2 separate regions of the Homo sapiens genome follow, and region 1 is linked to region 2. The links are chromatin loops, found by intact Hi-C in ENCODE. Cell type or tissue: endothelial cell of umbilical vein. All regions are shown on one strand. Each heading gives the region's core, and the rest is flanking DNA. Links, peaks and the distances in the headings are about the cores only. Region 1 overlaps CFAP61 (cilia and flagella associated protein 61). Region 2 holds the start of LOC124904880 (a long non-coding RNA gene).

Region 1 (4,399 bases), core at 266-4,265, 70 kb after region 2:
GAAAAAAGGAAGCTCATATATTATCTCAAACGCCTGATCATTTGGAAAATAATAGTGACCAACACTTGGCAAATCTGATAAAGGAAGTGAAAAACTTAGCAAACCAAGTGAATAAAAACTAAGCACACAGATGAAAACATTGTCATATTACACTACTTTGCTCAGCAACAACAGAACTTACACATTCATATTAGTGTAAATACTTACGGATTTAACCCTGAATTGTGATGTAATTTTCCTGGGGGATAAGATGTGGGGAAGAGGGTAGTATGAGAGGGATTAATCTAGCCACTGCATCAATATTGAATAGGAAATTCTAAAAACTAATGAATTTAGAAACAGCACCATAAGCATATTGTTCAGAAATATAGAGGTAAATATATACCCAAATAAATGAAAACGTTGAAAGTTCTGTTCAATGGGGGTAGAGACTTGGAAGGACAGAGAACTGCTGATTTTCTTAATAAATGTTTGGTGCTAATATTATTTTAAATTTTTCCATATGCATGTATTACTTTGATTTAAAAGAACTCCATGAGGGATCTCAAAGGGAATCATCTTCTGAGTTATGACACCTTTTTAGGTGCACCTAAACCAAGACAGAACAGCCTCAGCCCTGACTTTCCAGGTGGCTGTGGTCCACTGGACCTTCCTGGGCTCCACCTCCCCACGATAGTTACTCCCAGGACCACCTGAGCAGTCCCAAGATTCAAAAATTCTTGTATCACAATGAAAACAGCTTTGGGGACAGAGGGATTTTGCTTCTGGAGTTATTATAATATGTATATAATACTATCACGCTCTAATCTCTACCCTGGGATGCAGTTAAAATATGGACCCTATGTCAAAGGCCAACTGAAACTATTTGTCTTGTGTGAGACCTTCATGTGAGAACTAGTTTTTTTTTTCTTTATTATTATTATTTTTTAAATTTTATTTTACGTTCTGGGATATGTGTGCAGAACGTGCAGGTTTGTTACCTAGGTATACATGTGCCATGGTGGTTTGCGGCACCTATCAACCCGTCATCTAGGTTTTAAGCCCTGCCTGCATTAGGTGTTTGTCTTAATGCTCTCCCTCCCTTTCCCCCCGACCCCCCTGACAGGCCCCAGTGTGTGTTGTTCCCCTCCCTGTGTCCATGTGTTCTCATTGGAGAACTAGTTTTTAAAAACATTTTATGAATTTTGAGTATCTCATTAAGAACCTCTCCTTAAAACCAGGCCTGGCCCAGGATGAGTTGTTTCGGGTGACAGTCACACCTGTCCTCAGAACGGTGTCATGTAGAGATAATGCAGCCACCAGCCCACTAAATTACAGGGCATTGACAGGATTCTCATTGGCTCCTCCTGTCTCCTTGCTCTAGGACATAGAAAAACTCAGTGACATCTCCACTGGATATGCACAGTATCACCATGTCAGCAGTAGGAGCTTGGCATCGCTCGTACTGCCTGAAGAGCCCGTCCACTTCCGCCCCATCTACAGGGGAGCCTCAGCTGCTTTTTGTATTCAGCTGTTTTGTATTGATGAGAAATATGAAGCAAGGCAAGTACTGACCTTCTGGCTGGCTGTCACAGTGAGAATCTTTTCTGGCATTGGTGGCCCAACATTTTAACTTTACAGAGCCAGTAATTTCCAAACCTGGCCCACATCCTAATCTCCTGGGGAATTTTTTAAAACACAAATTCCTAAGCCCCATCCAGAGATTCTAGTCCATCAAATTTTAACAAGGCCTACAGAAGTGGGCTAGAAATCTGGCCTACCTATGTAACAATTGGGAATCTGGAAAATTATCACTTACATAACCACATGCTGCTCCCATTCTGTAAAGTTTGCATCTCTTGGATAATTTGAATTTGGGTTACTGGTTGTCTAGAGTCTTTGGTTGCAAGTAACAGGAAATCCAACCAAACTGGCTTTGAAAAAAAAATTGAATAATTGCCTCACATAACTAAGGATAACTCTGGTGGTGAGACTGTTTTAAATATGGCTTGATCTAGGATTTATTTAGATTACCAAATCAAGGACCAAGTTTCTCTCTCTACCTCTTCACCCTGTGTGTTAGTCTGTTTTCATGCTGGTGATAAAGACATACTCAAGACTGGGTGATTTATAAAGAAAAAGAGGTTTAATGAACTCACAGTTCCACGTGGCTGGGGAGGCCTCACGATCATAGGGGAAGATGAAAGCCATGTCTTACATGGCGGCAGGCAAAGAGACAATGAGAGCCAAGTGAAAGGGGTTTCCCCTTATAAAACCATGAGATTTCATGAGACTTATTCAATACCACAAGAACAGTATGGGGGAACCACCCCCATGATTCAGTTATCTCCCACAGGGTCCCTCCCACAACACGTGGGAATTATGGGAGCTACAATTCAAGATGAGATTTGGGTGGGGACACAGCCAAACCATATCACCCTACTTCCCTGCTGTTGGACCCCTTCTCAGAGGAGTGCCCCATCCTGGGCCTAAGACCACTGACATTCTCAGGTCTCAGGTCTGCATCAGAATCCAGTGAGAAGGACTTGCCGGGATGGGCCCAGCTTTTTCCAGCCAAAGTCTCATGAGGCCTGACAGGACTGTGTGTTCATTCCTGAGCCAACGGCTGTGACAAGCCCATGCCACAAGGAGATGGAGAAGATGGGCTCCATCCCTTAGCTCATGCTCCATGCCAAATCTGCAGCTGGAGTCTCAGCTACATGGAATATCTGAGCAGGGGATAAGTTGACACCCAACAGCAATCCAGGGCTACAGCAAAGAGGAGGCATGCATGGTGCTGGGCTTTGTCTAAAGCCCCGGCGCCCACCAGACCTCACAGCCACCCACCCTGCCCCTCCAGAACACCCACATGTTCAGTGCTTGCTGTTCTCCTGTGGTCTGGACACTGGACGCTGCCCTCAGTGCCTGGATTCCACATCTCCTTAGCACCCACCCCTCATCTGTTCACAGAACCATCTCGAAGAGGAAATAATTGGCCCATTTTGATGGAGTGGAAGGCTCTAGGGTGTCTTTTAGATGAGCAAGAATAGCTGGACAGTTCCTCTTCAGAGGATCTGTTTAAACATGTTCCCAGTCTCCCAGCATCCCCTGTTGTACTTTAACTTTTTTCATCTCGAGTTTTTAGCTTCTATGGAGATCTGGGACATTGAAAAGAAATTCTTTTTATTCTAATTATGTTGTAGACATATAAAACCTTGTAAAGCCTTTCTATATTTGTTGCTTTATATTTCTTTTATCTGTACATTTAAATATGATTGTGCTTAGAGTATACTTTTTGAATTTTGAAACAGGAATTTGATGACCCAGTGTGGTTTGCCTATGAATGTACATCTACAGCTAGTCAGAAAATCTTCAACAGATAAAAGGGAAACAGATCAGAAGCAACCTATAATATTTCCCACCTCTCCTCTTAACTCTTCCAAAACAGAAGGGAAGGATCGGAGGCACAGAATGACCAATTTTGTGTTGGCTTTTCAAATGCACAGAGATTGTTAATTGATGTGAAAGTGCCTTCAGTTCTGCAGAATACTTTATTACTGACATACGAAGCTTGCGACTTATGCACCCCATTAGTGTTCACCTAGACACACATTCTGACTAGTGGTTGGCTAATCGCTGCCCGAGGGGAGGGAGCTGTAAATCTCTGTAAACGTCCACTGATGTTGCATTTGCTTGCAGGGCACTGACAGTGCTTACTGTCTTGTTTACAGGTCGCTGGATTTTATGAATTTTGTTTTCAGTCTTTTTTCTGTAAGTACATGCTGAATTTTGAGAACTGATTTTGTAAGCTTAGAGAACTTATAGAAAAGTAAAATGCCATAAATTTATTATGCTGTGAATGTTGAGGTTTGTGTTCGGAGAATAAGGTCAAATGGCATGTCATGAGCTCATAAAAATACAAAATATTGTCATTTTCAAGAATTTTTAAGTCATGCTATTTTAGCAGTTCTCTTTAAATGCAAAATTTCTGTTACACATAGCTTTACCAGTGTTTTATCAGAATCAAATCATTCATAGTAATACATGAAAATGTTGGAAATTAAAGTGAATGACACTGTTATTTTATAGATTATGTTGGCTCCAAGTATTCTGAAACCATCATATTGCTTTTCTGAGGGTAGCAAAGTAGGGACTTGTTGATTTTGAGGTTGGCATTTCTTTCCCTACTAGTTCCTCAGGCCTGACTTCATGCCTGGCTGGTAGAGGGGGCTCAACCCACATTGATGAATGGGCCTGCAGGCTAATATCCAAGTACAAATAAGATTCTCCATGCCAGGGTGTCCCGGGCTTCTGCCTACATTCTTGTCTCATTATTTTCTAGGGATGAAGATCTAACCAAACTCTTACACTTCTTTATTGAAGGAAAGAAAATGAGGAAGGAAGTTTTGAGGGACAAAAT
Region 2 (4,399 bases), core at 153-4,152:
ATAAAGACCACGTATTGTATGATGGCATTTAGATGAAAGCCTAGAATAGACACTTCTGTAGAGACAGAAGGTAGATTAGTGACTGGAGGGAAAGGGGAAGGAGAAGTGACTAATATTGGGCATAGTCGTTGGTTGGTGGGGGGATGAAAATGTTCTGGGATTAGACAGTGGTGATGGGTGTACAATTTTGTGAATATATTAAAAACCATTGAATTGTGTATTTCTTTTTTTTTTTTTTTTTTGAGACAGAGTCTTGCTCTGTTGCCCAGGCTGGAGTGCAGTGATGTGATCTTGGCTGACTGCAACCTCCACCTCCCGGGTTCAAGTGATTCTCCTGCCTCAGCCTCCCAAGTAGCTGGGATTACATGCATGTGCCACCACACCAGGCTAATTTTTGTATTTTTAGTAGAGATGGGGTTTTGCCATGTTGACCAGGCTGGTCTCAAACTCTTGGCCTCAAGTGATCTGCCTCCCAAAGTGTTGGAATTACAGGTGTGAGCCACTGCACCAGGCATGAATTGTGTACTTCTTGAAGGGTTGTTTTTATGGTAGGTGAATTATATCAATTATATCCATTTTTAAAAATCCTGTTGCAGGGGTACACTCAGGCCAATTAAGTCAATCTTTTGGGGGTGAGACACAATCCATATATTTATTTTTAATTTTGGACACTCACTATGTTGCCCAGGCTTTTCTTAAACTGCAGTCCTCCTGCCTCAGCCTCCCAAAGTGCTACGGTTACAGGCATGAGCCACCATGCCTGACCTCAATCTGGATTTTTAAAGATCTCCCCAGATGATTCCAAGGTGCAGTCCAGGTGGTGAAACACTCATCTACATGAGGGTAAAACATACCTGGTGAGAATGACATGACTTTATAGAGATGTGGGTATTAGTTTCTGAAGGTGACAATTGGCCCCTGGAAATTAGATTCTGAAGTACTACATTGAAAGGATTTTTATTTATTTTTTAAATGTTTATTTTATTTTCTTATATTTAGGTTTTGGCATGGTTTCTCAAAGACCCGCTTTCACGTATTCTTGTTTAGCCATTAGCCCCAGGCTACCAGGCTAGCCATAGAAGGGAGGGTTGGAAGCATTTGGGCCCAGCAGTACCATTTGGAAAGCTTGTCTTTACACAACTAGACAGAAACTCCTGAGAAGTGAAATGATTCATACAGACCCCAATAAGGATTTTCATGACCAAACTTTACTTATCAGGTTTAATCAGGGTCTTTGTTTTTGGAAGGCTTTTAATTATTTGGTTCCAAGGTACTAGTTTTACTCTGAATCACTTGAGTCAGTGCTTTGTAGAGAAGCTGCAGTGACCTCTTCCCCCACGTTCTTTCTCTCTCTTGCCGTATGTTTCACACTTTCAGTGTGTGTAAACATCAGAGCAAAGCTGTAGGCTGAAAACTGCAGTTCCAACCCTGCAAGAATCCTTTGGTGTCTCGAAAGAGGCAGAGGGCATCCAGCCCCATCTCCTTCCAGAGGCCGTGCTGCCTCAAGCATCAGAGGCTTTGTGTTCTGTGGAGGGGAGACCACAGACCTCGATCTTAAAATGGAAGGGCAGAAACAAGACTGTGAGCCGGGATCTGGGAGGGGACGTCTAATCTGAAGTGAGCCATGTCTGATGTCTGAAGCCTTTTGGGGTTCAAGATCAATGCTGTTGCTACCCTTTTTCCTGCCTCCCTAGGGGGCTTTTAGGCAATGGTGTGCTGGAGCCAGCTTGCTCTGGCTCTCAAGGGCTGATTGTTAAATCCTCAGGAACTCTGCAAACTGCTTGTTAAACACAGCTATTATTAAAAATTAAATTATAGAAACCTACAGTGTAATAAATTATATTAAAACAAAGTTAATAAATACTTGAAATTCATCACCTTCCATTTTTTTTTACTATTCTCCATGTTCTTGAGGGTTTTTTTTTAAATGTCTGGGTCTCTATACAGTAGATATAAGAAATAATGGCTAGCTACTGCGCATTCCCTCCCAACTACATGTTTAGTGAGATCACACTGTTCACTTGACATTGACCATGATGACAGCGCTTACACCTCAGAAATCGGCAAATGCTACAGATCTGGGCTTTTCCCCCGCAAATGCTGATTAGGCATTTACAGGCACACGTTACTTTAAGGCAACCACTGTCAACCAGAGGAAACAGAAAGAAGTCCATCAAGTTTGTCTTTCTGAACAGCCATGGCAGTTCCAGGCCAGGCATGCAGCATGCCTGAGGGCAAGGCTGTGCCCTGTGGGAAACCCTTACTACTGAAAGGGTTTTTAGTTACAAGGACTTTCTTTGGCTTGATAGCTAGTTTGGAGGAGTTTGGGGCCATCACTTCATACAAGTTCCTTGTCATAACTGTACCCTGGCTTACCTTGACATCTGGTGTTTACTCCAAGCTGAGGTTTTAGGGAAGGGTAGTTGGAGGCCAGCGGCGGCTCCTAGTGACAGATGGGCAGAGCGTCTGCTTTGGCATCATCCAGGGTGTGGGCAGCAGTGGTCCGAGTAGGCACCACTGACCTGCAGGCAGGGAAAGCCTGCCAGGTCAGCCATGCGCTTGGCATCAGGAGGAGAGGATCAGAGCCAGCAGTGGTCACAATGAGGGCAAAACCCTCACAGTGGAATATTGTCACCCAAAAGGGATGGGTGGCTGTAGGGCTTTTTGGATGGAAGCATAAATGAGAAAATACACACGTTTCTGTAAATGGACCTGTTTGGGAAGACAAGGCCACAGTACACATAGTTTTCTAGCAATCTAAACCTTATGTGTCATGATGTAGATATTTACAGGACAAGCAAGAACAACAAAACCTTCAGTTTTGTTCTCCAGTATAAGATAATTGAAGACACTTGTGGTGAAAAGTACTTCTGTCACCAGGAAGATAGATAACAGCCAGCAATCAATGCCTTTCTGTTGTACAAGTTAAAAAGTCCATTAAATCCATTTTTTTTTCAGTGCATACACAAGAATACATTTGGATACTCCTGCAAATTCATATTTAAGAATAGTGTTTCTCAAATCGGTTATTTGAAAGAAACTCAAAGGAAAAAGCAGACACTTCCACAATATGTCCTTGCTCTGTTGTAGTCTGTAATTGTGAACTTTTGTAAATTGTTACAACCCTGGATGAATGATGGGAATATAACAGGTTGTAGAATTGGAGAACGTTAAATCTTTGTTCCTAATGGCAAAACATGTTTTTCTCATTTTCATCAGAATGTGTGATCCATGCCATTTGAAATCAAATTCCAAACACAATGAGCCATTAGTGTAATAGCTCATTACTAACAGCGGTCTTATAAATAATACATTCTTATCATACACATGCAGCTCGCTGTGAAGCCAGCAAAAGGTATTTCAGGCCATCGAAGTTTTGTTGCGCCAGCGCGGCTGTAGATTAGAAGGACATCTCCATGTGAACCAAGATGGATGCCAATTTTCCCTGCCGAGAGTCAGGCTGGCCGTCTCTTTCTGCACATATGGTAGATGGATTGGTTAATCAGCGTCTGCTGAGTCTTGGGCCTGAAATTACAGAGAAGCTAGACAACTGCGGCTATGCAGCCTTTGTTCACGAGTGCAAACAAGACAAACAATCACTTGTTATTTGGGAAAAAAATTAAAATGTTTATTTTGGACTTTTATTAAAGTGTCAATGGCTTTATAAAACAGCTGTGTAAATCCAGGCTTTTTCAGCAAGTATCATTTTAGGGGGCCTGTAAAGAAAGGAATATACATGAAAAAATTAATTTTTAAAAATTCCCCTCATATTTCAGTATTGAGAAGAAAATAGAGGAGGTCTCACTTTTATTTTGCAAACACGTTTGAGAACAAATGATTTTTAACTGGGAGACATATTCGAGAACAAATAGTAGTTTAATACCTATTTTTTTTTTTTTTTTTGGTGTCATTTAAAAAACTGAGTATTATTGTAGCCCGATTCTCTGTTTTAGGAGATTAAAGCATTTTCTCTGACTGGGCATTTATGGAAAGATGCTGCGTTCTTGGGAATAGAGAATGCCTGTGATTATTGAGTTCTGCTACTTTCTGAATGCAATGGTTATCTAAAAGTCTGAACACTTGAGAGATAGGACCCAGTAAATGCAGGTTTCTAATAAGAGCTATCAGAGTCTAATCAGTCAACCAGAATTTGCTTAAAATCTACTAATAATTATTTTATGTGAAATTTAAAGGACTATGTATTTTCTCTCTCTTTTTAAATTTTAAATACTTTCCTTGCAGAAAACAATGAAATACAGAATTACTTAAGGGATATATTAAGGAGTTTCAGTCACAGCCGTCTCTCCATGTGGAATATGATAGAATTAAAGTCTGTTGTTAATTTCTAATGTTTTGGTACCAATCAGGTACCTGGTACCCAACCAAGGTTCAGATCAGC

Evidence for each region. Hi-C counts contacts between places; a loop is a spot of excess contacts. Peaks named below come from ENCODE experiments on the same cell type or tissue, not always from the same donor. Only the 100,000 strongest peaks of a DNase experiment are listed, where the experiment ranks them.
Region 1: it touches region 2 in a loop (2.7-fold over the local background); 3 of 110 quality-filtered maps call a loop at or near these places.

Annotation. Positions count from the first base shown.
Region 1 is chr20:20,162,687-20,167,085 of GRCh38, forward strand. CFAP61 (cilia and flagella associated protein 61) reads left to right here. Exons shown (of 27, transcript NM_015585.4): 11 at 1,364-1,542; 12 at 3,711-3,750. Among named protein-coding and RNA genes, the nearest start is that of CFAP61-AS1, 100 kb to the right of the region's middle. RefSeq lists a silencer at 2,713-2,878. In endothelial cell of umbilical vein, for the core only: no CTCF peak of the experiment used is centred there; no DNase peak of the experiment used is centred there.
Region 2 is chr20:20,093,211-20,097,609 of GRCh38, forward strand. All of the region lies in intron 7 of CFAP61 (cilia and flagella associated protein 61), which reads left to right. It overlaps LOC124904880 (a long non-coding RNA gene), which reads right to left and starts at 2,545. Exons shown (of 2, transcript XR_007067553.1): 1 at 2,377-2,545; 2 at 1,234-1,553. In endothelial cell of umbilical vein, for the core only: no CTCF peak of the experiment used is centred there; no DNase peak of the experiment used is centred there.